5 separate regions of the Mus musculus genome follow, and regions 1, 2, 4 and 5 are each linked to region 3. The links are chromatin loops, found by intact Hi-C in ENCODE. Cell type or tissue: gastrocnemius. All regions are shown on one strand. Links, peaks and the distances in the headings refer to the core of each region. The heading gives the core; the rest is flanking DNA. Region 1 overlaps Prkcq (protein kinase C, theta). Region 2 has its middle 60 kb from the start of Prkcq. Region 3 holds the start of Prkcq (protein kinase C, theta). Region 4 overlaps Prkcq (protein kinase C, theta). Region 5 overlaps Prkcq (protein kinase C, theta).

Region 1 (5,927 bases), core at 683-5,682, 120 kb after region 3:
TCTCTCTCTGTGTGTGTGTGTGTGTGTGTGTGTGTGTGTGTGTGTGTGTGTGTGTGTGTGTGACTCTCTGTCTCTGTCTCTGTCTCTGTCTCTGTCTCTGTCTCTGATCACCTTCTTATTATGTAGTGGTACCCAGAGAGGCAAGAAGAGAGTGGCAGATCCCCCTGAAGCTGAACAACAGGTAGTTGTGAATAGCCCAACATTGGTACTGGGAATTGACCTCCAATGCTCTGCAAGAGCAATATGGTGATTTGTATATGCTTGGCTCAGGGAGTGGCACGATTAGAAGGTATAGCCCAGTTGGAGTAGGTGTGTCACTATGGGTGTGGGCTTTAAGATCCTCATCCTAGCTGCCTGGAAGTCAGTATTCTGCTAGCAGCCTTCAGATGGAGATGTAGTACTCTCAGCTCCTCCTGCACCATGCCTGCCTGGATGCTGCCCTGCTCCCGCCTTGATGATAATAGATTGAATCTCTGAACCTATAAGCCAGCCCAATTAACTGTTGTCCTTTGTAAGACTTGCATTGGTCATGGTGTCTGTTCACAGCAGTAAAACCCTAAGACAAGCAATATTTGCTATCTGCCCAGCCACCTTTCCAGCCCCTCCTTGAGTATTCTTTAATGAGTAACTTTATCTATGACAATAGTTTTAGCTCCAGAATAAGCATGGTCAGGCCAAACTTTGTCTTACTACAGACCTATATACATCACAGACTTACATAGATCACATGCCCTTCAAACTTCACAGCCTCCAAACTCACTTTCTCTGGTGAACCTTCCCTCTCTCTTTTCCTTAATATATCTTTCATGACTAACCATGAAGCCACCTACCAGTTGTCTCAACAACAACAAAAATTGAAATACAATATTCAAGTGTTCTTCTCTATCTCCAAATACAGCCAAACTCCAAGGCTTTCTCGAATGGGATCTCTCACTTCCTGGATGCTGAGACTGAATCAAGACTTGCCCCTTGTTTTTTGCATCGTTTTATTGGCCTCCAAAGAATGTCCAGTTCTTCTCCATCCTTTCTGGGCATTGCTCTAGGAAATCTGTCTCCTCTTGCCCTGAATCCCAGATATGGCAATACCCTTCCTCATGGCTTCTCTCCATCCCATACATCACCAACCTCTTACATGTTTTCAAGCCTTTGAAACACATTTATTTATCAGTCTATATGATCATCATTTATGTATGCATGCACACATGAGGGTCATCCTAGTTTACATGGGAAAGTCAGAGGACATTTCACAGGCATCAATGCTCTTCCTCTACCAGGTGGCTTCCTGGGGATTGAACTCAGGTCATCAAACTTGTCAGCAAGCCCCTTTACCCCCTGAGCCATCTCAGCAGCCCCATATCCTCAAACTGTTTGATGATGTTTCTTTATCAGTTAAATAAACACTCTAAAGATATGTATATGTGTTTACATTACACATTCATTGCTACATTCGTGGTCTATGATTTAAAGAACATGGCTAAAATGTTTAAGATCAAATTGAACTAAGAATGAAATATAAAAAAAAAAAAACTGGTACCAAATAGCTTAATTTTATTCTACTTTGTTAATAGTAGAAGGTAAGAATATGTCATTAAAATTAGATCAAAAAGCTTTTTGGAAATTATTTCTTTGCAGGGCAGTGGTGGCCCACACCTTCTATTTCTTTTATAATTGAGATTTAATATAATTACATCATCCCCCCTTCTTTTTTCTCTCTCCAACCTTCCTATATATCCCTCCTTGCTCTTTCAAATTTATGGATTCTTTTTTCCTTAATTGTTGCTATTGCATGTGTGTGTTCCTAAATACATACATTCAGCCTGCTTGGTCTTTACATTATTTGTGTGTGTGTGTGTGTGTGTGTGTGTGTGTGTGTGTGTGTGTGTGTGTGTGTGTTTCCAGGGCTGACCATTTGATAGTAGATGACCAGCTAGAGTGCTCTCGTGTCCCTTAGTTGCCTGTAATTCTTTGTCCAGGGCTGAGGCTTCATGTACTTCCTCTGCCCTCTTTAGCCCTTCTTCAGCTTGTGTTTAGCAGACCTATTGGTGAGACTTTGTAGGTACAACTTCTGAAGTTCTTAGGAGAGACAGCCTCACAGCAAATCTGTTCTTCTGGCTCCTACAGTCTTTCTTTCCTCACGTCAGCACCGTTCCCTGAGCCTTCAGTGTGGGAGTTGTATAATAGAAGCATCCCTTGGTACACTGGGCTCCAACCTCCGGGGTTTTTTTGTTTGTTTGTTTGTTTGTTTTTCTGTAATGATTTCTCCATCTGCCACAAAGAAAATTTTCCTTGATGAGGGATGAAGACTATAACTTTAAATTTTCTTTGGTTTAGGGCTTAGCAGGTAAAGTCACTTGCTACCAAGCCTGACAACCTAAGATCCATCCCACGATAGAATGGACTCCTGGGAAATTGTCCCCTGACCTCCACACGTGTACATGGCAAGCACATGTCTCCCTGCATTTAATAAACGTAATTTTTTAAAAATCATTTTTTTAAAGTCTTGGTTTAATGATCTAAGGCTCTGGAACTGAAAGGTCTAATGTATTTCTTCCGATTCTCATACTATCATGGCTGGTAAAGGGCCAAGCAGGTCCAATATGAAACAGAATTTGTAATCTGTATTTAGCAAGGACTATCCCTGATGATAGCAGATATAAGTCCATCATCCAAAACACTACTTTCAAGGCTTTTATTTTTCAATCAAGCTTCTTTTTGGCCAAAATATGGTTAGTGTGTCCGCTGGTTCAGCTTCAGACGTGGCTGAGGGACCATTTCCTACCTCTCATAGATTCGTATCATTTATTTAAACTCTCTCTCTAATCCGAATGCTCTGATCGCAACTGACTAACGGGATTCATGTCATCGAGTAGCTATTCAACCTCATCCAAGGAGTGTGCGCACCTTAACACAATAGCTCCAAGGCACACCCACTGCAAGGGACAAAGGGAGTCTGTGTCAGCACGTGACAAAGGCATTATTATAATTTGGCTCATTTCTCCGGTTTGAAGCTGGGTCTCAGTTCTTGGAGGAAGGCAGAGCTAGGGAAGGTTGACCCTCTACCCAGTACAGCTCTGCTGCCCTCTCCACCTCAGAACAGTTAGTGTAGAAAGAACCGTGCAGGGAGAGAGAAATAGCAGGAGACGATTATCAACTATGGATTGAAATCCTCAAAGACTGGACTTCAGAACCAGCTCTCAACTCACTGTGAGATCTGAAATAAGACACAGAGCCTCCTAAGTCCAGCCATCCTCCTCCAGGGATAACAGCAGCGCGTCCGGACATCGCGTATGAAATGACACCTGGTGTATGTTAGCATTCCCTCTTGAACAGCCTGTTCCCTGTGTGAATGTGCAGTCTGCTCCTCCCTCCCAGCATAAAACTGCATTTACTTTAACTAACATAACCAATCTCGAAGCTCTAATTTCCACGACAGCTGTCTCCTGGCCTCCAAATTTCATTTGTTCCTCTAAAATGAAGTTGTTTACATAGAGGCTTGTTGCTCAGGACCGGCTCTGGTTGCTTTGGCGCCACCTGGTGGCTTACCGTGGGAATTGCGTCTGAGCCTGGTACCTAGTACAGGAGGTTTCCTTTTGAGTGTAGGGCTGAACCAATTGATTATACGTACTCATGGTGAATTCACAGAAGTCGACTTTTACATTATTCCTTAAGGCCAGTGAAGTTGACTTTTTGTTTGTCAACTTTAAAGTGAGCTTGTATATTTAAATATTGAATTGCAGCTATCAGGTAGCAGTTCACAATGGTGGCAGATTGCAAAATGATCTTTATTTTCACTCATGGGGATAAGTCTCATCCAAGTAGCTGTTCAGCACTGCGCTTGCAGAAGATTTCAGGTCACAAATCCTATCACAAATCACCGTGAGTTTCCTACTTTCCACAGGCTCTTTAGAGCCACCCTGCAATAAGATAGCAAGTGTGACTATCCTCTCTACTAAGGTAGTTTATAAAGGGGTAAGGAGTCTTCCCCAAGCTGTGCAAATGAGAGATTTGGCACTTGAAGGACATGTGGGGCTTTATACAGCCACCAGAACTGTTGGGTTGTGGGACACTGTATCGTGTCTCTGATCCAGAGGCTGGAGTATCTCATCTGAGTGGAGTCTTGCTTCACCTAGCACGGAAGTGCTCTGGGCTCGTATATGTTTGTAAGTTTGGGTAGCATTGGGCTGCATCTACGTATCCCAGTTTCTTTGTGCATTCATTCCATTGATGGGCTGACGCCCTACCTTAGATCCCATGCTGCTACATTAAACAGAGTGCCCATGTGTCTTAAGCACACTGACTTTTTTGCCTTTGTTTACACACCCGCCCACCATCACATCACCTTCAGCCTTCATGCAGTCATGGATCCCACTATGAACTGTTTTAGCAAAGCCCGGGCCTGCTGCACTCAGCTGATATTCACAGTGGCTTGTACAGTTTTGGCCTTTCAACAGCAGACAAGGAAGCTGTTGAACGTGGAGGTACAAAGTCTCTATTGCTATAAACAGTAAACTGATCAAAAGGATTGATTTATTTTGTAAGTTCAGTAAATTCCTACCTTTAATCCTCCTGCCTGGATGACAGACCCAGACCGTTCTCCGAGCTGCTCGTAGCTCTGGGATGTCCTCTGACTTCTGGGTCTGAAGAGTTCTGCTCTCCTTGCTCATGCTAATCACATGACTTGATTCTTCATCCCATTGACTAAGCGCATAACTCTTGACGTGCACAATTGTGATTGGCTAGGTTTTAAAGACTTGATTAAGTGGTATCTCTGGTTCATCAGTTCCCCTCAGTGATTTTATGCAGAGCTGAGAGAATATAAGTAAGTAGGTTTCACTTAGCAGTCCACACCAAAGGTAATAATGGAGAACTTAGCGTCAAGCCAGCTCTGTAGGACACAATACCTACCTCCCCAGAACCTCATAGCACAGATGGGAAAATAAAAGCTACAGGCTTGCTTCAGTCATTGCACTCAACGCCAATGAGAAAAATGCAAAGTGAGACTCTGAAGTGTTTACTTACAGGCAGAAACTTGGTCATGGCGGAGCCATTTCGAACCGGCGCTTGCCAGAAGATAGCGTCCTCAGTCGAGCCTGTAGATCACGACAGCCAGTCATTTATTTACCTTCAGCCTTGGAAGCGTGATCAGTCGTCAGGCGTACGTACTGATGATGCTCTGTGTTATCAGTCGTCAGATGTACGTACGTACTGATGATGCTCTGCTTTCGTCAGACGTACGTACTAATGATGCTCTCTCTGCCTTCGCCGTGCAGATCTTGCTGGGTCAGAAGTACAACCATTCCGTCGACTGGTGGTCCTTCGGGGTGCTCGTTTATGAGATGCTGATTGGCCAGTCCCCCTTCCACGGGCAGGACGAGGAGGAGCTGTTCCACTCCATCCGCATGGACAACCCCTTCTACCCGAGGTGGCTCGAAAGGGAGGCCAAGGACCTTCTAGTGAAGGTAAGACCTGAAGCCAAAGCCTGGGGCGCGCGTGGCTCACGGGGCGAGCGCCGCCCTGAAGTGTCCCCCAGCATTAGGAAGACAAGGCTGCAGAGATGGCTCAGTGTTTAAGAGCAATGACAGCTCTTCTAGAGGTCGTGAGTTCAATTCCCACCAACCACATGGCGGCTCACAACCATCTGCAATGAGATCCGATGCCTCTACTGTTACGTTTGAAGACAGCTACAGTGTACTCATGTAAATAAAATATATAAGTAATTTTTTTAAGTGACGGCAAGAGGAAGGAAGTAAAGCAAATCCTCTTTCCATCACTTTTAAGAGAAATGTCAAGGCAGGCTTGGTGACTCTGGCTCTTTAAGCAATCCCAGTACATGGCTTACTGCATCCTTTGTTTCCTATATGCAATACCTCTTTGGCCAGTGCGTCCTCCATCCCTGTTTGAACCTTCAGCAGGATGCAGACATCTCT
Region 2 (5,927 bases), core at 615-5,614, 59 kb before region 3:
CTTCTCCACATGCCTTGCTTCGTCTCTCCACATAACATAACCTGCAGCTCCACGCAAACTCCAGCCTTGCTGAATGCAGCCAGCATGCTGTATTGAGGATGTTAAGGACTCAAGGCATCTCTGGGGGAAGATGCCAGAAATAGCGTCCCAGCCCCTTCTCCAGGTCAACTGAATACGAATCTTCTCCAAAACACCTGTGGACTCCTTGTTTCCATTTTAGGCTTTAAGAAGCCTTGCTGCTTTCATGACCCGCTCCCCCTGTGTGTGACTGCTGATTTCTCCTAGACTTCTGCCGGGTCACCTCTGGTTTTTCTTTTTCTTTTGTCTTAATGCTAAAAGCTGCAATTTTAACTTTGCTGTTACTCTTACAAGGATTGCTAGTGTTTTTAGCGACTCAAGTTTGCACAAGTTATGCGTCAACCTGCCAGGCACAACATTAATTTGTGCTGGGCCTTGTCAGATGTTGGTATATGATTTAGCAGAACTCAAGGATTTAAAAGAAGTATCTATCACTTTGCGATAAAAATGTCTATAGAGGGTTGGTGAGAGGGTTGAGTGGCTGAGTGGCTGCTGTGCAGGCCTGACAGACTGAGGTCAACCCTGAGTCAACCCTGAACACACATTCGGAGGTAGAAGGAGAGAACCAACTTCACAAAGTTTTCCTCAGACCTACACACACACACACACACACACACACACACACACACACGCACGCACGCACACACGCACGCATGCACGCACGCACACACACACACACACATACACACACACTCATACACATACTCACATCATACAAGTACGCACACAGTTATGTTTTTGTAATGATGATGGTAGTCAGAAAATATTTTATTCAGTTTCTTTCACATGAAAATTACATGTGCCTTTTACATGGCCATATCATAATGCTGTATGTCTTCTTTATTGAAAAGACAGTTTGTGACGATGTACCCGGAGAACATTCTTTCGAGCCTTTCTTTTTTTTTTTTCTTTTTTAATTTTTTTATTAGATTTTTTTCATTTACATTTCAAATGCTATCCCCAAGGCCACCTATACCCTCCTCCTGCCTTGCTCCCCAACCCACCCACTCCCACTTCCTGGCCCTGGCATTCCCTTGTACTGGGGCATAGAATCTTCACAATACCAAGGGCCTCTCCTCCCATTGATGACTGACTAGGCCATTCTCTGCTACATATGTAGCTAGAGACACAGCTCTGGGGGGGGGGGTACTGGTTAGTTCATATTGTTGTTCCTTCTATAGGGTTGCAGACCCCTTCAGCTCCTTCATTAGGGGCCATGTGTTCCATCCAATAGATGACTGTGAGCATCCACTTCTGTATTTGCCAGGCATTGGAATAGACTCACAAGAAAGAGCTATATTAGGGTCCTGTAAGTAAAATCTTTCTGGCATATGCAATAGTGTCTGGGTTTGGTGGTTGTATATGGGATGGATCCCCGGGTGCTGGCGAGGATGTGGAGAAAGAGGGACACTCCTCCATTCTTGGTGGGATTGCAAGCTTGTACAACCACTCTGGAAATCACTCTTGTGGTTCCTCAGAAAATTGGACATAGTACTACTGGAGGATCCAGCAATACCTCTCCTGGGCATATACCCAGAAGATGTTCCAACTTGTAGTAAGGACACATGCTCCACTATGTTCATAGCAGCCTTATTTATAATAGCCAGAAGCTGGAAAGAACTCAGATGTCCCTCAACAGAGGAATGGATACAGAAAATGTGGTACATTTACACAATGGAGTACTACTCAGCTATTAAAAGCAATGAATTTATGAAATTCCTAGGCAAATGGATGGACCTGGAGGGCATCATTCTGAGTGAGGTAACCCAATCACATGTACTGACTGATAAGTGGATATTAGCCCAGAAACTTAGAATACCCAAGATACAATATACAATCTGCAAAACACATGAAACTCAAGAAGAACGAAGACCAAAATGTGGACACTTTGCCCCTTCTTAGAATTGGGAACAAAATACCCATGGAAGGAGTTACAGAGACAAAGTTTGGAGCTGAGATGAAAGGATGGACCATCTAGAGACTGCCATATCCAGGGATCCATCCCATAATCAGCTTCCAAACGCTGACACCATTGCACACACTAGCAAGGTTTTGCTGAAAGGACCCTGATATAGCTGTCTCTTGCGAGGCTATGCCGGGGCCTAGCAAACACAGAAGTGGATGCTCACAGTCAGCTATTGGATGGATCACAGGTCCCCCAATGGAGGAGCTAGAGAAAGTACCCAAGGAGCTAAAGGGGTCTGCAACCCAATAGGTGGAACAACAATATGAACTAACCAGTACCCTGCCCCCCAGAGCTCGTGTTTCTAGCTGCATATGTATCCGAAGATGACCTAGTCGGCCATCATTAGAAAGAGAGGGTGTTTCTAGCTGCATATGTATCAGAAGATGGCCTAGTCAGCCATCATTAGAAAGAGAGGCCCATCGGTCTTGCAAACTTTATATGCCTCAGTACAGGGGAACGCCAGGGCCAAGAAGTGGGGGGGGGGAGGGTAGTGGGGGGAGGGTATGGGGGGACTTTTGGGATAGCATTGGAAATGTAAATGAAGAAAATACCTAATAAAAAAAAGAAAAAAAAGAATGGGGAACAAAATACCCATGGAAGGAGTTACAGAGACAAAGTTCGGAGCTAAGACGGAAGGAAGGACCATACAGTTATTTTTTTAAAGTAATGACAACAATATATTGCTTCGCTTGTTCATTTTGAGACAGGGTCTCCGGATGTAGCCTAGACTCTCTGTTCTCCATCCTCAACCTCTGACTGCCCGTGTGTGCCTCAGCTTCATTCAGTTCTGTATTTACTAAAAGGAAGCTGTTGGAAAAAAAAAAGTCTCTTTTTAAAAAAATAGTGCACACTATTCTGGTAAAAAGAAAAGTCCTGTTTTCCTTTACCCTTCACAAGTACAACTTCATAAGATTGGCACTTCTGCCAGTGTTGTTCCCCAAACACAGAGGGGAAGGAGAAGGGGGGGGAGGACTGAATTAATGAAGCGAAGTCGATACGCAAAGGAGACAGGGCTCTTGTGTGGCAATCAGAGAATACAAATTACTAAACATTGGGAATATTCTGATCTGATACTGATAACTCTATAGTGTCCCCACTCTTGGAGGCTTTTGAGAATTTGAAAAAGGTGTGCCTGGCTAGTTTTCTGTCAGCTTGACACAATCTAGAGTTATCTGAAAGGAGGGAATCTCGATTGAGAAGATGCCTCCATAAGATCTGGCTGCAAGGCATGTTCTTACTTAGTGATTGATGGAGGAGGACTCAGCCCCTTGTGTGTGGGGCCAACCTAGCTTGGAGGTCCTGGGCTGTATAAAAATGCAGGCTGAGTAAGCCATGATAAGCAAGCCAGTAAGCAACACTGGTCCGTGGCCTCTGCATCAGCCCCTGCTTCTGGGTTCCCGCCCTGTGCGAATTCCTGCCCTCGCTGCTTTTGATGATGAGCCCTTACATGGAACTGTGCGTGAAATAAACCCTTTCCTCCTCAACTTGCCTTTGGCCAGGTTGTTCCGTCACAGCAATGGTAGCCATAAGAGGATGTATTCTTTGGCCTAGGGCTTCTTCAAGTTTTGTATCTAGTTCCATATTTTACCACGAGGGGGCACTGTGCCTACCTTACAGAACAGACTACCTTCTGGATTGTCACCGGGCAGACCAGTCTCCAAAGTGAAAAGCGTCAGTTGGGTTTTCTAACATGAAGAATGTAAATGAACCATGTTTTCTTCTTCTTCATATCCAGGAGATATGAACTGACTGAATCTCCCACCAGATGCTAGCTGGAAGTTATTATCCAGCCAGCTGGCATTGATGAGACCAGCTAGCAGCTACAGCCTCCACTTCGGAGACCTCTCTCAGCATCAATGAACTGTATTTTGTTCTAAGGTTAAGTGTTCTCTTCTTCCAAACAACTCTCTCAAAATAGGTCTCTAGACCGATAGACAAAGAAAATGGAAAGGGCAGGAGGAGAAAGAGACAGGAGAGAGAGACTGGGAAGAAAGGAGTTGGGAGAGGGGGACAAGCAGAGGGGAGAGGAAGGAGGAAGAAACACACCTGGTTTTTGTTTGTTTGTTTGATTGATTGTTTGTTTGATTGATTGATTATAATGTTAATCCATTTAACTTTCCACCTCCATTTTCATTCCCACCAGTCTTTATTTTTATGGGGTTATTTAATGTTCTCACGGTAGTGGTAGTGTATTTGAGTGCACACGCATGTGTGCCTGTATGTGTGTCTGTATGTGTCTGTGTCTGTGTGTGTGTGTGTGTGTGTGTGTGTGTCATCTCATTCCACTGAGCTCTCCCATATACTGTCTCCTAAGTAAGATTTCAAATACACAGTCCTGTCTTTTCTTTATCATTCACTTGAATCTGATAAGAATTTAGCCACAATGGATATTCAGTAATCATTTGCTCATTGGTTGACTAACTGTAAGCTAACCAATCTGGCTTCTAAGGTGGCAGGTTATTGATATGAGATGTATTGGAAGCCTCGAGGTCTGAGCAGTGATCCAGAAAAGCTTCTGGAAAGCTTTGTGGGCACCAGGAGACCCTGATGGCATTGTCTTCTACAGTGATTACTTTCAGACCAGCCAATAAGCCCCTGGGACAACCAGTGCAAGAAATACCGCCTCAAGGATGCTGAAAGCCCCTGTCGTCCAGAACCAGCTGGAGCAGATATAAGATGGCTGAGCTATCAACTCACATTAGGACACAGGGTAGCAGTGACCCAGCAAAAACAGCTGACATGTGACAGACTGCTGTGGGTAGTGAGGGGAGTTCTGGTTCTCTTTGCAAATTCCCATGCTGCTGGGATTAGTAGCAGCACTGTGGGTAAATGATCAGACTCTGAAGGGCGAGCCTGGGGTGCTCTGAGAAGGAGCCAATCAGGAAAGGTTTTCCCTGCCAACACATGAAAAGACAGAGAAAAGGTACCACCTGGGAATCGGGGCCCAAAGCATGCTGCCGTTTTTATCTTAGACTTCTTGCCTCCAAAACGATCAGAATTAAGCTGTTCTTATTCATAAGCTGCCCAGGCTGTGGTATTTTGCTATAGAAACAGGAATGAAATAAGACATAGATGTTTCCTCGTCTTGCTTACAACATGCTCTGTTCAGTGAGTTCCTTCAAGCCCCCATCTTTTCTCTCCAGTCACTCCATCATTCCTGGTCTCTGCCCCAACCACCTGGAACCTCTGTACCTCTCTGTGTCCAGAGAGGAGGAGAGGAGAACGAACGTAGATGAGGAGCCGGATGTTCGCCTGTGGATGTAGACACTCTGTAGAGGCACTCCGCACAGCTTCGGGAAGAGCTCAGTATAAATATTATAGCTCTAAGGGGAAAGGTTTCCCCAATGGAGGCATTGAAACTCTGAAGGGAAAGGTATCCTGCCAGTCAGGGGCCAAAGAAGACTACAAAGTCTTACTGCACAACACACCTCACACAAGAGATTTATTGGTAGACACACAAGAGGGTGGCTGCATCTGCCGGGGCTATAAGCGCAGGAGGCTGAGCAGGAGAAAGGTTTTATAGAGGATTTGAGGGGCAGTTTCTAGGATGAAGATTTCCAGGGTGGGGATTGTTGGGCTATCAAGCTCAGAGACTTGGTTTTTAAGCTCAGGGATTGGTAGGTTTTTGAGGTCAGAGATTGGTGTGCTTTTGAGCTCAGGGATTGGTGGGGTTTAGTAAGCTTTCACACCTGGAAGTGGGCTTAGACCTTTCACCCTATCTTGACCCCTTGGCCACACCAGCTGAAAGGAAGACTGAGACATACAGGCTCACCCAAGAGCCTCATAGCCACGCTTTAAAGGCTCAGTGTCAAGGAGGAAAAGAAGCTGACTGGAGACAAACTTCAGTCTCTCTGTCCGATGGTGAGCACACAAGCCTGAGTGA
Region 3 (5,927 bases), core at 332-5,331:
GGCAGGGAAGATCGGAAGTTCAAGGTCATCCTCAGCTATGTAATGAGTTTGAGGCCAGCCAGGGTTTTCACGACACCCTGCCTCAAGGATCAAACACAATAAGCAAGCAGACAACAGCAACTGGAGTTTAGTTACTTCTAGCAAAATTCAAGTTTTGCTTCCAGGTTTAAAGACCTCTTTGGGAAAAATAAATGAATAGCAATAAATAAAGTTTCAGTGTAGACTGTACAGTGAGGTTTTTTTTTTTAAAGCAGCAAACACTTGCCCATGTTTTGAGTTTAAAATGTCCGATTTTGTTCCTGCCTCTGTCTCTTTTATCTACCCATAACTTTTACACTTTCCAAATAAATTTACACTAACTTTCACATGTTACTTGAGTCTCCATTTACTTCTAATTCCTTCAATAGACTAAGGCTGGCTACTTTGCAAATAGTCTCTGACAGGCTTTAGAAAGAGGATGTCTGGATGTCAAAGACCTCACAAAATCGTCTGGAATGATGTCCTTCAAATGGTGGTTTCCTGTCGCAAGAAATGTCCTTGTCTCATGACACTGTCTTTAAGTTGCCTATATTTGTCACACCCTAGTTCTCCAAAGTTCCATTGGTCTCCAAACTGAGGCTCAAACTAAGAACTGTTCTTTGTGCTCTGTATTCTGAATCCCTTATGAGGCTAATCCCAGAGAAAGGTGCAAGTGTGGATGCCATAGGAGATGGAGCCACAGTCTTCAACTAAGTCCCAGAGGAAAGCACGGTGATGCCATGGGGGCTCTTTTCCAAATTCCAAGTTGCCACAGGTCCAGGAAAAAGTCACTCTGGAGTTCCTTGTTCCTTAGCCCTCAGTGGCCAGAGTCGGAACAGCATCTTTCCCACGCAGAAGGAAGCAACTAACCCACCGGGTACTCAGTGCAATTCTGGGAAACTTTAGGGCAGACATTGAAGGAGAAAAGAAACACATAACTGAAAGTTGGGGTGTTTTTAACACAATGGGTAGAACCTTGCCACCCACACACCATCCTCTCCCGGAAATGCCATTTCCTCTTCCAGGAAACAAAGGTGTGGAGAGTTCTGAGCAGCAGCTGGGTATCTGAAACAAGGGAGACAAACTCTGATAGAAAGAAACACTCTGCAGCCTGGGGAAGCAGAGTTGGTTCTGTACCATAAGGAGGCCAAACAGTTGACAGGTTCCCGCTGCACTTGACATAGACCAAGAATACAGTTCCATGCTTTTAAACATACTGTTAAGGCCAAAATAAAATCATTTTTCTGAGATACATGATAGAGTATTATTTCAGAAGATCCAGCTTTCAGGGTAAAGAACTTCTAACTATTGAACTCTGTAGTTATAGGATATCAGAATACCACAGGCCTTCCAAACCCAGAGGTTCTAAAGCGATGGAAACCAAATACTAAAATCAGTGCTGTAGGGATGAAGGTTGCATTCAATTATGTTTAAGAGGGATACTAAAGAGTACTCAAGGTTTGAATTCTGATTCTTTCTAATCACATAACAATATAATGTATAATAATGTAATGCTGATTATATTACATAATATTTCAAAACATTATTATTTTCATGTGTCAAGTGGGGATGATAATAATGGTTATGATGTTAGCTACTTCATTAGATTATGAAGGTAGAATGAACAATGTATGTAATTCTTCCCACCACAGGCCTACTATGTATAAGTATTTACTATGTTGCCAACATCCTGTCATTTGTATATAACCTTTTAAAAGCAATTGAAGCCTGATTTACAGAAACAGGCTGTGGATGGTCAGTAGTAGAGTCTCTACAATGTGTTTTAAATAATTAATCAGAGGACATATGAAGGTCCCTAAGCCCCTGCATATATTTAATCTCCTAAAATACTCAGTGGGAAACATAGTCATGGAGAATATGTTTCCTGACTTAAGGCATAGCTGTGTGATCACTCTGTCATTTCTCCCCAACCCAGTAGGATCTACTGAAGACTGGCTGGAGAAGCCAGTCCTTTCATCTTTGAACAAGAGGATCCTTAGCAGTCACAGACTGGGGCAGAAGTGGGGACCATCACTCCAGCCCTTTGACCTTGTTCCCAGGCATGACACACTTTTCTGCCAAATGTAATAGCCAAAATATAATGGAGGCCTACTATGTGCCAGACTTTGATGTCCTGAGGTCATCATACTTCAGGGCTGGAAGCACAGCCTCTGTATTGTAAGATCCTGACTTGTGGGCTAGTTCAGTGCTTATGTATCAACAAATGGCAAAGTGGATTAATTTTGGCCAAATATTTTTGTAACCTTTAAAACTCTGTGCATTGGTTTTGATGGTTCATATACATTATAGGGAAGTATCGCCATTTGTGGCTTCTTAACACAGCCCCAAGTATCAGTTGATCAAGTCACCAAGCACTTCCATGTCTCAGTGTCATCTGTAGAGTCACATTAGAAGCTGAAACTCTCCGTACCTGTGGCCATTTAAAGATGATGTATGTCAGTAACCAGAAGCCTGCTGAGGAGAACATGGGGTAGGGTGGAGTATTTAAATAGTGTTACTATTTAAATTCTCATACTAATCTGGCCTTCCTGTACTGCACAACAAAAATGTAATTTTATTAAGTGCGCGAAAATCTACCACCCCTTGTTATAGAGACAATCATGAACATTAGCAGCATGGCATAAAAACTCTTAAAAAGACAAATACACCCTAGTGACGAAAAGTTGCTGCCGAAATGCTGTACAGTTTACAGCAGTTCAAAACATCAAAAATCATTCATAAGACTCCACCAAGAAGCCTCTATGCCACTACAGAGCTGTGTCCAAACACACTCGTAGGTAATTAAAAAGCAAACCAAAACAAAAGCAACTCGTAAGCCCTTTGTAATGCAAAATGGATTAAATAAAACACTTCTTTCTGCCGGCGACCTTAGCCCTTCCCACTGGCTGCTCATTTATGGTTTTTCAGCTAAGCAAGAAGAGACTGCTCTCGCGCCCCCCTTTCTGGCACTCAGGCGGCTGAGGCTCTGGCGTCCGTCCCGCTTCGCGCTGCCTGCGGCGTCGCTCCCCGCCCGGTGACTGCTTCATCCAGACCTCCTGCAGCCTCCGGGTCCCAGTCGCGGCAGAGCGACAAGTGGCCAGTGAGGCGTGAGGATGGAGGGTGGGGACAGAGCCAGCAGGAGGAAGGCCGAGAGCGCTCGCGGAACGCAACCAGGCGCGCGTCCCTGAGCCGGCGTGGCGAGCGCCCTCTGGCCGGTGCCGCCACCGGAGTACCCTTGGGTCGCCAGGCCCGCGCCAGTCCCCGCCATCCGAGCAACAGCGGCGCTGCTCTGGGACCGCGGCCGCGACACCAGGTAGGACCCAGGGTCCCAAGTTACCACCGAGGAGTGAGCAGACTGGAGGTGCCAAAGATCAGGGCCTGAAGGGCCACCCGAATGTCTCTTGCAAGTGTTCCAGGAAAGGGTAGGGGACTGTCAGGAGTAACAGGGGTGAGAACAAAATCGAGAAAAAGCAAACTTTGGGGCTCCTCCAGTCGTTGGTTTCTTGTGTGCTGGCGACCTTGACCAGTGGAAGCTGGGGTCAGGGACTGAGGGGCGCTTCCTTCTTCCTTTGCGTTTCCTTAGCACCCGAGGAAAGGCAGGCTAGGAAAAAGGAAACAGTTGCAACTTTATGTGTTCTCCACAAAACAAAAACAAAAACAAAACCATAGACTTGTAAGGAGTGTTTTCTGTCCTAGGAGACCTGTCCATGGAGAACACCTAGTTTTCTGGGAATTTGCTGCAGCGCTTGATTCGGGTTTTTGTTTGTTTTGTTTTGTTTTTCAGGGGCTAGGTTGTATTTTAGGTGTTTGTTTGTTGTTTGATTTTAAAAGTTGAGGTATTCACTTCCTTAGAACAAGATTATTTTCTAGCTTTGAGTGTCACATGTTAAGATGCATTTTGTTATATGCAACCTCTTTGTTCCACTGGAGTTTTAAGAGCTGGCATTATCAAAGTACCACGGGTGACTTTAATGACTCCATGTGGGCGTGGGAGAGAGGTCCAACGGCGGGCTGAACCTTAGTGATTCTGGTGTTCTCTGCAAGGGGAGCGTCACAGAGCTGCCCTGTCCTCTGGGCTGTCCTGCTACTATGTGGGCTGGCCATGGTGCTAATAAAAGATTATTCAGTGGTGACACAGCTGGGTATGTGTGGAGATGGGAGGGCGGAGGGCAGGGGTGGGGGTTGGGGGGGAGGGAGAAAGAGCTTGGGCTGTCAGTGGGAAAAATGGACCGTTTGTGCCCAAGCCCCAGTCCTTTAAGCTGCAGGTGCCTTTTGAGAACACAGACCTAGACTGGGGAATTGTGTGATGAACCTCAGACAAGATATGGGGGATCTGCCTTTGTCTTCTCAGCTCAGTTCATTTGTCCCTTTCATTTAGCAAAGGAAAAGTCTCGGGATTCAGGAGTCAAGGAAACAGAACTTAATGGCTCCGTGCATTTGTCCTGGAAGCCATGCCCACCACTGCTTCTTCCTCCCCAGGGCTTGTTTCCTTGCCTGAGTAGTCCTTTTCTAAGATCTTGAGTACCTCACCCCACCCACACCCCAACCTTGTGAAACATCATCTTCATCCCGCCGCACCCCCCACCCCCTTATCTTTGAGAATGTGTAAAATGGCAGGCTTAAATGAGGATGCTTGCTCTCTCTTTTTTTAAAAAAAAATGCTGTGTCTTGTGGGAAGAAGGGTGACATTTACTAATTTGGTTGCAAATTACTTTTGAAGTTTATGCACAGCTGTTTAAAATCCCCCAGAGATCAGTGCCATTGTCTGATGCAGGTGTCTACCACAGAAAGATCTTGTTAGGCTGTTTCTTTTGCTGATTGAGAGTGCATATATATGACGATTTAGCCTAGGAAGATCTGAAACCTGCACAGTTCCCTGCCAAGTTGAGCAATTCAATCTAAATGAAGGGGTTCTGTTTTAGTTTTTACAACTGTTGTATCGTCGTTTAATCCCCTTGGTGACTCTTACTGCCTGTCCCAAGGGTAACCTTTCTGGCATCAATAGTTTCTAATTCCAAGGCCCAGGATTGCTGTCTACACTTTGAAATGGCAGCAGCTTCTCAGGGAGATTCTTGTTGCCCGATGTTTGGTCAGGTTCACTTGTGCACTGCCTTGTGCTGTGGTGGCTCAGGGTGGCAGTGACTCCTGGACAAGCTCCCAACACCTGTTCTCCCACCAGTGCCCCCTCCCAGCAGGGCCTCTGCCTACACTGTGTAGCCACACAGCGCAGTCTCTATGACGGCTCTCTCCTCTCTTCCAAGGCTCCCAGGGATGCTGCTCATAGAGTCAAACCCAGCTTTTCTAGAATCTCAAATATCCTTCTCAACACCCTTCTACTTCCCGTGTTCACAGCAGGTCTTGGAAGCTCTCTGAAATGTGTTATTGCATGCAAATATGTAAAGACATACATATCCTTAAATATAGCCTGTTCAGTCAATATTTTTTAATAACCCAGAATCTAATTAGTGCTTTCTATATAACCATAGATATTTGGCCATCCACTGAAATGCACAATGTGGAGCCAGAAAAGTGAATTAAAAGGTGTGTCTTAGCAAGGCTTGAAACATCTTTCATCTCAACCTGCCAGATATTTGTATACAGTGATATTCTGATTGCTATATCATCTCTGCATATTCTTGGCAGGCAGTTGGGGGAGGGTTGAAAGTCTAAGGTCCCAGAAGTTGAAACAATCTCATCTGAGTTCAGAATCATGGATTTCTGCTCTGGGGTTAAATTGCCATTTATTTGATAAGTCCTTGTCTTGGGAGCACGTCCTTCTACAGGTTGCTAGATTGTGTTAGCTTTTGAATTAAGCTAATGGTATTGATGATAATCATAGCCAGAACAAACCAAAACAATAATGTTTGGGCTAGGGATGTGGGTAGCTCCATTGGTAGAGTTTCTACCTA
Region 4 (5,927 bases), core at 595-5,594, 83 kb after region 3:
ACACTAAACTGGAATCCTTTACAAGAGCAGCAAATGCTCTAAATCACTGAGCCACCTGCCAGCCCGTCTAGATGTTTTAATGTATGACTGCAATTAATTATAATAATGAAAGAGAAGTTGTACTTGGTGAACTGCTGTCACTGTGTAAAGATCTTTGTGCATAAATGGCTAATACCCAGTGAAGATTAAATTTTGGGTCTTAACTGCCTAATTCTATTAGGATAATGCTTAAGTATTTTGGTAGAAGCCAAGTAGTACTCGAGATTAGAGTTCCATCTACCGGAGCTTGGAATTGTTATGCTAATTTTTCTGTTGATTGTAATAGCGATCTTTCAAAAGGAAAAATTTCTAAAAACTGAGAACATGGTGTAATAGTGGTATTTCCATAGACTGGTGAGGACACACATCCCCCTATAGATGAACAGGGAATCACAAGGTCACAGGAAGTGGAAGTTAGTCCCTTATGGTGTTGTTATCAGGACTTATGAATCAGGTTGCTTGTAGGATTTAAGAGTTAGAAGAAGCCTATGGAGACAGCATTATCCCTTGAGGGAGGGAGGGAGGGAGGGAGGGAGGGAGGGAGGGAGGGAGGGAGGGAGAGAGAGAGAGAGAGAGAGAGAGAGAGAGAGAGAGAGAGAGAGAGAGAGAGAGATGCTCACGAATCAAGCACATCTCTTTCTTTGTGGAAAATCTAAAATCCACAGCGTCCAGGACCTACAGTGATTGAGGGTGCTGTGCTCTTTCTTGTGGCTCTTGCAATTAACTATGGCATAGGTGTAAAGTTAAGACATTAACACATATGTAAGAAATCCCATTTTCTTTATGGCCTTGACATTACCATAAGCAAAACTCTAATAACTACATCGTTCCTCTGCCCTTAATTAGCCTGTAATTGCATGATATCTGGACATGCATGTGTTTAGGGGCCGGGGAACTGAGACATGATCTCCATCCAGCTGTCAGGTTGATGTTAGCATCACTATCTAAATCCAGAGATGAGGTCTGTGATGCTCTTCTTATGACTTCTGTGGAAGGCTGTGTGTAGGAACACTACCATAACTTCCCAGTACATTGCAGTTCATCAAAGAGCTTCCTTCACTCCTGGGCCCCCACCAGTTTGATTTTCCCTTCCAAAGCTCCGTCTAGTCTCTTAGTTCTGTCCACAAGAGACACAGCCATCCTGGATGCCTCCTCCCCCACTAGTCAGGGCTCAGACCTTTGCCCTCATTCTGTGCCTCCATCATAACCAGCCAGGAAGTATAACAATACCTCTTCCTAAAGTGAGCCCATGGTCTCTGGGCCTCTTTCCTCCTACCTACCTGTTAACATACAAACACCATCTCATCGCTATCCATTTCCCTTCTTCAGGCTTAAGCCAGAGTTTAAGCTTTGTCCCAGAGCAGGAGGACAACCTCTTGTATCCTCAAATTTTCTAACACTATCAATAGAACCATGGTCCTCTTGGCGCTTCCATCCACAGGCCATCTCAGATGCCATGCCAGCCACAGACTTTCTTCTCTAGATGTGAGACTGTGATGCTCACATTGTACCTGGTGTCATTTTGAAGCACTCCCGGCTTCTTTCCCTGCTCCTCACGAGCTACTTTCTTCGTTTCAGCATGTGGCATGAACGTCCACCACCGATGCCAGACAAAGGTTGCCAATCTTTGTGGTATAAACCAGAAGCTAATGGCTGAAGCACTAGCGATGATTGAAAGCACCCAACAGGTAAAGCAGACATTACACTGATGTGATTCCCGATGTCCTCTCAACAAGGGCCACCCACGTCCATTCTTTCTTGCTCTGTCTACCCCACAGGATGTCCCTGCGTGTCCTTCTGAACACTTGCCATGATATTTTCACCTTCATCCCCATAATCCCACCTTTGAGATAATTAATAATTCATACATCAGTGTGGCCATCTGTAATATCTTAAACTCTGTATAGAATGAGAAGGTACAGAAAGAAAGCAAATTCACTCAAATTATTGAGGATTTACTGCCAGCTTTATATCTGTATTTTAGGGATCTCTAAGAAGCTGGAAAGAAAGTGTATTTATTAGAATTCCCTCCAGAATGGTCACAGGACACTGTGTCTAGTCTGGGCAACTTTTGCCTGTCTGTTTGTCTTACATTGATTAAATTCCTATCTCTTGAGAACCAATTTTCACTGAGACTCGGCATTACCTTCTACATAAGCTGTATTTTTGTTCACCTTCTTTTCTGTCCTGACTTGTTATGGAATGAGGCTACTTACATAGAAGATTCCAGCTAGTACCCTTGAAGTGTGAAAAAGGAGCCAAGAGCCTGCTGCTGATACATTGAATGTAGCAGTTGCATGCAAGGCCAAGGAACTCTAAACCTACTGAGAAGAAAGAAAGAAAGAAAGAAAGAAAGAAAGAAAGAAAGAAAGAAAGAAAGAAAGAAAGAAAGAAAGAAAGAGAAAGAGAGAGAGAGAGAAAGAAAGAAAGAAAGAAAGAAAGAGAGAGAGAGAGAGAGAGAGAGAGAGAGAGAGAGAAAGAAAGAAAGAAAGAAAGAAAGAAAGAAAGAAAGAAAGAAAGAAAGAAAGAAAGAAAGAAAGAAAGGAAAGTGTTGACTGTCCTGCATATTCAAAATTCCTCACAGCCTTCTGTCCTTAGGGACAATACAGTATGATTTCTGTGGGTGGGAAATGGCGCCAACTACTGGTGATTGGGTTGTCTGACCCTTTTTATGATCTAGGCTCGCTCCTTACGAGATTCAGAACACATCTTCCGAGAAGGCCCAGTTGAAATTGGTCTCCCATGCTCCACCAAAAACGAAACCAGGCCACCATGCGTACCAACACCTGGGAAAAGAGGTAACTATCACTGCAGTTGACCATCAATGCCGGTCACTTGTCACGATCCACTTGTTCTCTGGCCTTAAGTTCTTCATTTACCTAGTCTGATGAGTTTCTTTTTCTCTATTTAAAGAGTACAAATCCAGTCACCAACCTCAAGGCCCCTATTTTTTTTTATCGAAAATAGATCCATTTCATATACAATATATCCTGACTAAAGTTTCCCCTCCTACTCTTCTTTTAAGAGTAAAACTAAAATATGCCTAACTAGAATTTTTTTGTGAGGGCGTTGCTCCTGGCAGAGTTCTAGAATGTCATTTCCTGGCCATGTTGGGTGGTTTTACAGATGTTAGTCTACTGTAAAGCAAGACAAGGAGAAATGTCATTGGGGCATCGTCACTGTTGCCCGGAGACTCTCCTGTGAGGTTTTGAGACAGGAAGGAAGAAGAGCCCTAACCCTTAAACTTTGTCATGTGTAGAGATTCATTCTGCCTTCTGCTTGAAGGGGGTTCAAGGGAAAATGCAGCTACATGATTCTGGGAACTGAATCATTTCAACAAACATTATGAGATATGGTCTTTGAACTTAAAGAATACTAGGGTCTGGGGAGATGGTTCAGTTGGTAAGTGCTTGTTTTGCAAGCACAAGGACCAGAGTTCAATCCCCAAACCATTATTAAAATAAAATAAAATGAAAAATAAAAAAGCCGTTAATGGCGGTATGTATCTGTAATCCTGGTGGCATGCGGGGCAGAGACAAGTGGATCCCTGGGTCCAACTGCCATCCAGCCTTGCCTAATTGGCATGTTCCATGCTAGTGAAGGACCCTGCTTTGAAACCAAGGTAGATACTGCTAGAAGAATGACAGTTAGGGCTGACCTCTGGCTTCCATATACATGCGCACACCCACACATACATGTATGCATACCCACACATATGTGCATGCCCTCACATGCACATATCCATACACACAAAGAAGCAATACTAATGATAGTAGTATATACATAGTAAGGATTCCTAAAAACACTTTTTAATCCTTCTTCTGGCATCATACAAGGACTAAATTGACATAAAATTTCAAGAGAGATTCAAAGTCCATCTCAGAAGGATTCCCAAGCAGTAAGGAGCATCGTCCTCAGAGATGATCAGTGCACACAGCCTTGAAGACCACAAAACATGGTGTGGTTTAGATCTTTAACAACCTGCTTGATTGCGTGTCCTCAGAGCTCACATTTTACTTAATGGAAATTGATGTCAGTATGTCTGGTAGTTACAAACAGTGGTGATATCCGTTCCCCAGATCTGTGAAGATTCCTATTTCCTCAGAATCTGATGTTATTAAAAGTTTTCTCTCTTGGCTTCTCCCTCTCCCTGCCTCCCTCTCCCTTTCTCTTCCTCTCTCTCACACACAAATATGTAGTCTTTGATTGAGATGAGTCCTGTCTGTCAGTCTGTCTTTCTTTCTTTCTATTTGTTCTGGTTTGGGTTTGAGTTTAGGACTTTTTCGTGTTTAGGGATGGTGTTGTTTGTTTTTTTCAAGACAGGGTTCCCTGGCTGTCCTGGAACTTGCTCTGTAGACTGGCCTCAAACTCAGAGATCAGCCTACCTCTGCCTCCTCAGTTCTGGGATTCAAGGCGTGCACCACCACTGCCACACTAACCATGACCTTGGGTCCAGTATTTCTTCAGTTAGACCATTGCCCAGGCTATTAGCTAGCCAGAGACCCAGCCCAAATGCCAGGTTTACAGACAGATGCAGAAGGATTCTGAAACTGAATTAGATGGAACTTCGGAATGAAAGATGGAAGAAGTGGGTGGTGCCCTAAGTGCCTACAGTGAGTGACCTTACTTACCCATTCATGTTTAATAACTGATCTGCTGTTTTCAGAACCCCAGGGCATTTCCTGGGATTCCCCTTTGGATGGGTCAAATAAATCGGCCGGTCCTCCTGAACCCGAAGTGAGCATGCGCAGGACTTCACTGCAGCTGAAACTGAAGATCGATGACTTCATCCTGCACAAGATGTTGGGAAAAGGAAGTTTTGGCAAGGTATGCTACCAAGTTCCTGAAGGTGTGCAAACAGGGCCAGAGAGCACCCGCCCCCCACCGTGTCGTGAGATGACAGAGCATCCAACATTAAATCGGGAGCTAAGTAACTCTGCAGTAATAGCAGTCTCTGTTCCCTATGGATCTTTGGCCCCAAATCCATTGTTTTAAGCCTACATACTCATGAACTAATGAGTTTGATGCCTGAGCACCAAGGAGTCAGAGAAATGCCCATTTCCTGTGCCTACTCTTCCTTCTAGTTTTTCATTGTTTCTTCCCCACACCTCAAAATTGTTTTGCATTTCATGTGCCTAGGGAGTGACCTCAGCTAACTGTAATTACCTATTTAGAGGCCCACTTCCAAATATATTCGCTCTCTTGGGAGTACTAGAGGCCAAGGTTTTTATCTTGCCATGCGAAGGTGGGGAGGAAGAAGACACAAGCTGAGACACTGACTATAGTTTGAAGGCTACAGGGATGGCTCAGATGTTAAGAGCACTGGCTGCTCCTCCAAAGGACTGGAGTTCATTCCCAGCATCCACATGGCAGCTCACACCTGTCTGTCACTCCAGTTCCAGAGGACCTGGCACCCTCACACAGACATGCATGTGGGCAAAACATCAATGAACAAAACAAACAAACAAACAAACAAACAAAGACTGTAGTTTGAGGAAGTCTTAGAAAAAGTACCTTGGAATGAGGCCCCCTTCCCTACCTCTTTTGTTACTCACTGGACAGGGATGGAGGAAATAATGTGTCTCTGTCAGCCACAGAGAGCAAGTACAGAATGTGAAGGACAAAAAGAAGTCAAGAGAGAAAGGAGAGGGGTGAAAAGAAAGAAATTATCCTCAGGACGGGGGTAGCTTAGTTGGTGAAGTACTTGAGTTACAAACTGAAGGACCCGAGTTCGGTTCCCAGAGCCCACATAGAAAGGTCAGATTTGGTGGCATTTGCTTGTAATCCAAGCACTGGAATCCCAGAGACCAGAAGTGGCCTTGGGCTTGCTGGCCAGCCAGCCAAATTAGTTCTAAGGAGCTGAGAGACCTCATTTCAAAAAGTCAGAA
Region 5 (5,927 bases), core at 255-5,254, 56 kb after region 3:
TCAGCAGGCTCTGGGTGATGATGTAGACTAAATAAATCTAGGAAAGTCACAAATCTTCATCACTTTTTAAAATAAGAAATCTCTGCTGCCTACGCAAGACCTCTGTAACACAAGCCCTGGCAAACCGAGAGACTTCTATCTATTTCTGAGGCAGATTCAGTCTGAGCTCTGCTGCTGCCCAGTTAGGAGCCCAGCCTGGAAATTGTGCACAATGAGTCACCAAAGGTCAGGGTGGTAGTAACTTGGGCTCTGTGAGCCAACAATCCCATCCAGATTCAAGTCAAAATGGTGTTTTTACCTTGACTATGAACTAGAACAAGAAGAAGCAAGAATATTGCTGTTACTGAACACTAGACGATAGTTTTCAGACCTATGAGAACTTAAGAAGCAGGCTAAAAATAAAAACTAGAGCAGGGGAGATGGGCTCACAAGCACAAAGACAGGGTCTCAAATAACCTGCACCTACATAAAAGCTAAGCAAGTGTGACAATAGCCTGTAATACTAACACTCCATGGGCAGAGATAGGGATCCTGGGACAAGCTGGCTAGCTACAATTGCAGGAATTCATAAACTCTGTGTTGAGCCAGAGAACCTCCCCTAACAAATAAAATGGAGAGAAATCAAGAAAGACACTTCATGCCAACTCCAGACAGACCTCTGCATAGGCATGCACACACAAGTACATGTACCCACACACATGAGCATGCATGCTCATCACACACACACATACATGCATGCAAGAAGTAAGTATAAAGGAAAAGTATTTAGATGAGGTGAATGGCAGAGATGGGGAAGCAGATGCAGACTCAGACAAGGTTGCTTGAAGGGCTGCTTCAGTGGTAAAGAGCACACACTCGCTTCTCTTTCAGCAGACTAGAGGCGGGATCCCAGCCCTCACACTGAATGGCCCACAGCTGCCTTTATCTATAGCTCCAGCGTGGTAAACTCCATCTTCTGGCTTCCTTAGCTATGTGCGCGCATTCCCACATATACACTGGCACACACATAAATAAAAATGAAATAAATCTTACCAAAAAAAAAAAAACCACACCAAGTTTTGAAAACTATAGCAAACACTGTGATGATTTCCATCTAAAGTTCTGAGAAAACATATTAAGAACACTGGCATTCCAGTGTAGGGGAATGTCAGAGTGGGAAGACGGGGGCGGTAGGTGGGTAGGGGAACACCCTCACAGAGGCAAGGGGAGGAGGGATGGGATAGAGGGTTTCCAAAGGGGAAAGCTGGAAAGGAGAAAACATTTGAAATGTAAATAAAGAAAATATCCAATTAAAAAAAAGAATTTCAGGATAATATATAGAATATCTAGGAAATTGTATATGAACATAATGAAAATGTCAATAAAAAGATTGAAGATTAAAAAAAAAGAACACTGACATTTACGAAGTCCTTTGCCTTGAAGATGAGACACAATCATACTGTGGTCAATGGCTTAGAGGTTTTTAAGTGGCTCATAGCATTCAGTAGCTTAATTGCTTGTATCTGTTTGAGTGTGTTTGTCGCTGACAAGAACAAACCATAATGAAAATATCCAAAACAAATACGGATCAGCTGCTCATTGCTGGGAGCCAATTCCATGACACACATAAATAGACTATGTAAGAATGTTGTGGTGTCATATTTACTGGTGTGACTAAAATAGACTCAGCTTTAATAAACTCCTTTTCTGACTACTGTGTTTTGGGCACCTATGTGAAGAAACAAAACCTTGAAAAAAATGTTTGCCTTGCTGTGCAGCTATCAAACATGACTGTTACATTGAGCAGAATTAACCCTTAGCAATGGAGGTTAGCCACAGACTTTCCAAAGAACTCGCCCTCTACGAGCCAGTCCGCAGCTAAGGGAGAGTCCAGCAATGTGCTTCACAGAGAAGGAAGTGAACGCAGTTGTTCAGAAGGATAGCAGGCTCATTGTAAGCCCTGGCTGTCTGAGATAAAACACTAAGTGGAGGTGGAACACTAAAAATAATATGTCTTAGAGCCCCATACATACAGTGTTTGTCTTTTGTCATTTTTCTAGGGAACAACCATGTCACCGTTTCTTCGAATCGGTTTATCCAACTTTGACTGTGGGACCTGCCAAGCTTGTCAGGGAGAGGCAGTGAACCCCTACTGCGCTGTGCTTGTCAAAGAGTATGTGGAATCAGGTAAATTAACTGGGGTCGGGGGGGGGGGGGAGAAGAGGAGATGGTGGCTAGACTAGACAAGCACTTGGGAGACGAGACCTTCCAGGATGTCTGATGGAACTGAATGTCACAGTTTAGGACACTGGTGACCAACAAAGGCCAAATTCTTTCTTAAGGACTCAGGCTTAGTGATGGCCTCTAGCCATATCTATTCCATTTTATCATTTCCCCCACATAAACAAAGATAAAGAGAATATTTAGTTGGGGAAGAAATCAACTGAGAAGGATTATGTTTATGTATCACCTGTACTAATAGCTCACTGTTTTCAATAACTATAGGCAAATTACGTCTTTCTAATCCTAGATCTCTGGATCAACTCTAAAGACTATAGGTATGTAGGTATAGACTATATACCTACATAGACTATACACACACACACACACACACACAGACTATATACATATATATATGTATACAGTCTATGTATATAGACTATGACTCAATGACTATAGGTAAATTAACCCTAGATCTTGGGAGCAACTCTAAAGACTATAAGTATATAGTCTATTTAGACTATATAGGCTCTATACCTATAGTCTTTATAGTCTGTATAGTTATATAGACTATAACTCAATGACTGTAGGTAAATTAACCCTATCTAATCCTAGATCTTGGGAGCAACTCTAAATGTTATGTCTGTTCATTGCCTTAGCTGAAGAAGTTAGGAAGGATCCTTAATCAGCTAGTATTCTGCATGAATAAAAAGATCATTTCTGTTTTATTAACTATGACTATTAAATAATTAGGTAATTAATGAGGAGAAAACCTGGGTCATATGCCCATGACTGATTTTGTTTGTTTGGATAGCTCTGTCAAAACAATCCCATTGGGGAGGGAATCCACTAATGTTTAAGCCTTCTGGTTCCTTCTTGATCCACACCCCTGCATCTTAATATTCTTAAATCTCTTCCAAAGGAAAAATAGGAAGCTACATCATCCAAGAACTTCCCAGCCTCACCCAGTCCTATATCACTGCATATAGACTATAACTGTATCCCAATCCATTTACACACATACAAAAAGTGTGTTTGGAGAGCCACTTTGAGGGTTCTGGAGCTAGAGCACAGAGAAAAGCACAGTAAAGGTTCCCATAAGGAGGGATGTCCCTCTAGAGTTTCCAGTCTCACGGAGGAAGACAGGCAGTAAGCAAATTTAAAGTGTCCTGACATCAGCAGTGAGGGCTGAGAAGATAAAGCAAGGCTAGGAAGGTCCCAGAGAACGGAACCTTGTCCTCAGTGGGGTGCTTCGAGAAGGACCTCTGTCAGGGCTTAGGAGCATCTGTGGATACCAGAGGAAACGAAGGCTTGCATTAAGAGCCTCTAGCTAGATGCTGGCAATCCTGAACTCTGGGGTTACACATCACACTGGGCCCCCCCACCCCCCATCTTCCTTCATCTCTATAGCTGCTCCAAGTGTATCAAAGCTTAGGAGACTAGATGCTCTTGATTTCTCTTCCATCCAGAGTTCTCTACTGTCTTAAAAGTGAAAACGCTCCCACCTAAACCCTTTCAAATGTCACGGACATCTTTGAAGTATAAAATGGCTGGGTTCTTTCAAAGCTGCCTTTGACTTAATGGGTCTCATGGATCTGGTCCTCTTCCCAACCTCTGGTCTCGTTGACATTTGCCTCCTGCCAATCTTCTTTTCTTTACTTTCTTTTTTTCTTTTTTTCTTCCTCTTCTTTTGTCCTTGCTTTTGAACTTGGTCTCAGCGATATGGATCAAGAGACTTTGTCAGGAAAAGAACAAAACTGTTTTTGCAATAGATTGCCCAGTGGACTTTGGATATTTATTTTTTTATTTTTATTCAGTTTACGTTCTGAAAAGAAATCACTCTAGACGATGCCTGGTTCAAAGATTCGTTCTGTAGAATTTAAACAGGTATTTAGGCTGTGAGGTTGAATTTTCCATGATGAGTCAGTGGAAAGGGGACAAACAGGAAACAGAGCTGTTAGCCTGGGAGCTTTTGGAAACAGCATTCCTCATTATACACACATAGACAGATATGCCGGTTTGTTTTAGCCATCACTTTGATACAGTCTAGAAACACATGGTAAGAAAGTTGTAATGAATTATCTAGATCACATTGGCCTGTAGGAATGTCTTTGGGGCATTATCTTGACTGTTAATTAATGTAAGCAGACCCAGACCATTCCCTAGGCAAGACTCACAAGCAGTGTAAGAGAGGAAACACTAGTCCAAAGCAGGCAGTCAAGCAAGTAGGCTGCATGAATGAATGTATTGCCCTCTGCTCTTGACTGTGGTTATACTATAGCTGCTTGAGTTCCTAGCTTGACTCTCTCCCCACCCCCACCCCCACCCCCATCCTCACGTAGACTGGGACCTGGGGTTTCCACCTAAATAAATGCTTTCTCCCCTAGGTGACATTTTGTCAGGGTATTTTTATCACAGCAACAGAAAAGAAAACAGAACAAGATTCTGAGTTCTGGTCTACGTTATAGGTAGTCCTTAACCAAGTGACTGATAATGTACAGTAAGTGGCTTGCCTCCTGGAGCCTACCCTTCTCTCAACATTGTTGTAATAAGGAATAATTTGACAGGGAAACTAAGAGACAATGATCAATAATACGACTGATTTTCAAGAAATCCAATCTATCATTCATATTTTAACTTAACCGTAAAAGTCTTCCCTTCCCTTTTCAGGGGTTCATGAGCTCCCAACCCCAAACTGAGGAACTATTAACAGTTGGTGATTTTTGAGGGAAAAGTGAGTCAGTTTTCTTTAAATGTCTGGCCCTGGGTAGGTTGACCAGGCTCCAGTGAATGTCCCCAGTCAATGAATGACTGGAGAATACAAATTGGACTTGCTAGAGTATTTACAAAAAAACAAAGAAAAGAACAGGAATCAAATTTGGGAGTAAGTAGAGTAGGGAGAGGGGAACAGATGTAGATATGGTAGAAACTATGAAGAGAAACAAGAACGTAAACTATCACAATACATTGTATGCATGCATAACTTCTCAAAGGATTAATGAAAATTTTTATATATATTTTAAAAGTCACCTCCTTCCTATTCAATTCTTTTTTTAAAAAAATTAGGTATTTTCTTCATTTACATTTCAAATGCTATCCCAAAACTCCCTCATACCCTCCCCCACCCACTCCCCTACTCACCCACTCCCACTTCTTGGCCCTGGCGTTCCCCTGTAATGAGGCATATAAAGTTTGCAAGACCAAGGGGCCTCTTTTGCCAATGATGGCCATCACTTGATCTTTGACAAGGGAGCTAAAACCATCCAGTGGAAAAAAGACAGCATTATCAACAAATGGTTCTGGCACAACTGTCGGTTATCATGTAGACGAATGCGAATTGGTCCATTCTTATCTCCTTGTACTAAGATCAAATCTAAGTGGATTAAGGAACTCCACATAAAACCAGAGACACTGAAACTTATAGAGGAGAAAGTGGGGAAAAGCCTTGAAGATATGGGCACAGGGGGAAAATTCCTGAATAGAACAGCAATGGCTTGTGCTGTAAGATCCAGAATTGACAAATGGGACCTCATGAAACTACAAAGCTTCTGCAAAGCAAAAGACACCGTCAATAAGACAAAAAGGCCACCAACAGATTGGGAAAGGATCTTTACCTATCCCAAATCAGATAGGGGACTAATATCCAATATATATAAAGAACTCAAGAAGGTGGACTCCAGAAAATCAAATAACCCCATTAAAAAATGGGGCTCAGAGCTAAACAAAGA

The links. Peaks named below come from ENCODE experiments on the same cell type or tissue, not always from the same donor. Only the 100,000 strongest peaks of a DNase experiment are listed, where the experiment ranks them.
Region 1: it touches region 3 in a loop (2.2-fold over the local background); 4 of 42 quality-filtered maps call a loop at or near these places.
Region 2: it touches region 3 in a loop (10-fold over the local background); 8 of 42 quality-filtered maps call a loop at or near these places.
Region 4: it touches region 3 in a loop (3-fold over the local background); 11 of 42 quality-filtered maps call a loop at or near these places.
Region 5: a loop joins it to region 3, with 4 times the contacts of the local background. A loop is called at or near these places in 3 of 42 quality-filtered maps.

The regions. Positions count from the first base shown.
Region 1 is chr2:11,285,119-11,291,045 of GRCm38, forward strand. It overlaps Prkcq (protein kinase C, theta), which reads left to right. Exons shown (of 18, transcript NM_008859.2): 16 at 5,271-5,459. Among named protein-coding and RNA genes, the nearest start is that of Gm13293, 51 kb to the right of the region's middle. In gastrocnemius, for the core only: a CTCF peak has its summit at 3,538 (motif pointing left); DNase peaks (open chromatin) are centred at 3,533 and 5,416; H3K4me3 peaks cover 214 bases.
Region 2 is chr2:11,109,782-11,115,708 of GRCm38, forward strand. No RefSeq gene overlaps it. Among named protein-coding and RNA genes, the nearest start is that of Prkcq, 60 kb to the right of the region's middle. In gastrocnemius, for the core only: a CTCF peak has its summit at 3,632 (motif pointing right); a DNase peak (open chromatin) is centred at 3,607.
Region 3 is chr2:11,169,130-11,175,056 of GRCm38, forward strand. It overlaps Prkcq (protein kinase C, theta), which reads left to right and starts at 3,253. Exons shown (of 18, transcript NM_008859.2): 1 at 3,253-3,331. In gastrocnemius, for the core only: a CTCF peak has its summit at 3,218; DNase peaks (open chromatin) are centred at 3,107, 4,171 and 5,204; H3K4me3 peaks cover 2,901 bases; H3K27ac peaks cover 3,269 bases.
Region 4 is chr2:11,251,452-11,257,378 of GRCm38, forward strand. It overlaps Prkcq (protein kinase C, theta), which reads left to right. Exons shown (of 18, transcript NM_008859.2): 9 at 1,618-1,727; 10 at 2,720-2,837; 11 at 4,706-4,866. Among named protein-coding and RNA genes, the nearest start is that of Prkcq, 82 kb to the left of the region's middle. In gastrocnemius, for the core only: a CTCF peak has its summit at 2,677 (motif pointing left); a DNase peak (open chromatin) is centred at 2,677.
Region 5 is chr2:11,224,820-11,230,746 of GRCm38, forward strand. Prkcq (protein kinase C, theta) reads left to right here. Exons shown (of 18, transcript NM_008859.2): 2 at 2,040-2,166. The coding sequence starts at 2,049. Among named protein-coding and RNA genes, the nearest start is that of Prkcq, 55 kb to the left of the region's middle. In gastrocnemius, for the core only: no CTCF peak of the experiment used is centred there; no DNase peak of the experiment used is centred there; H3K4me3 peaks cover 1,615 bases; H3K27ac peaks cover 3,518 bases.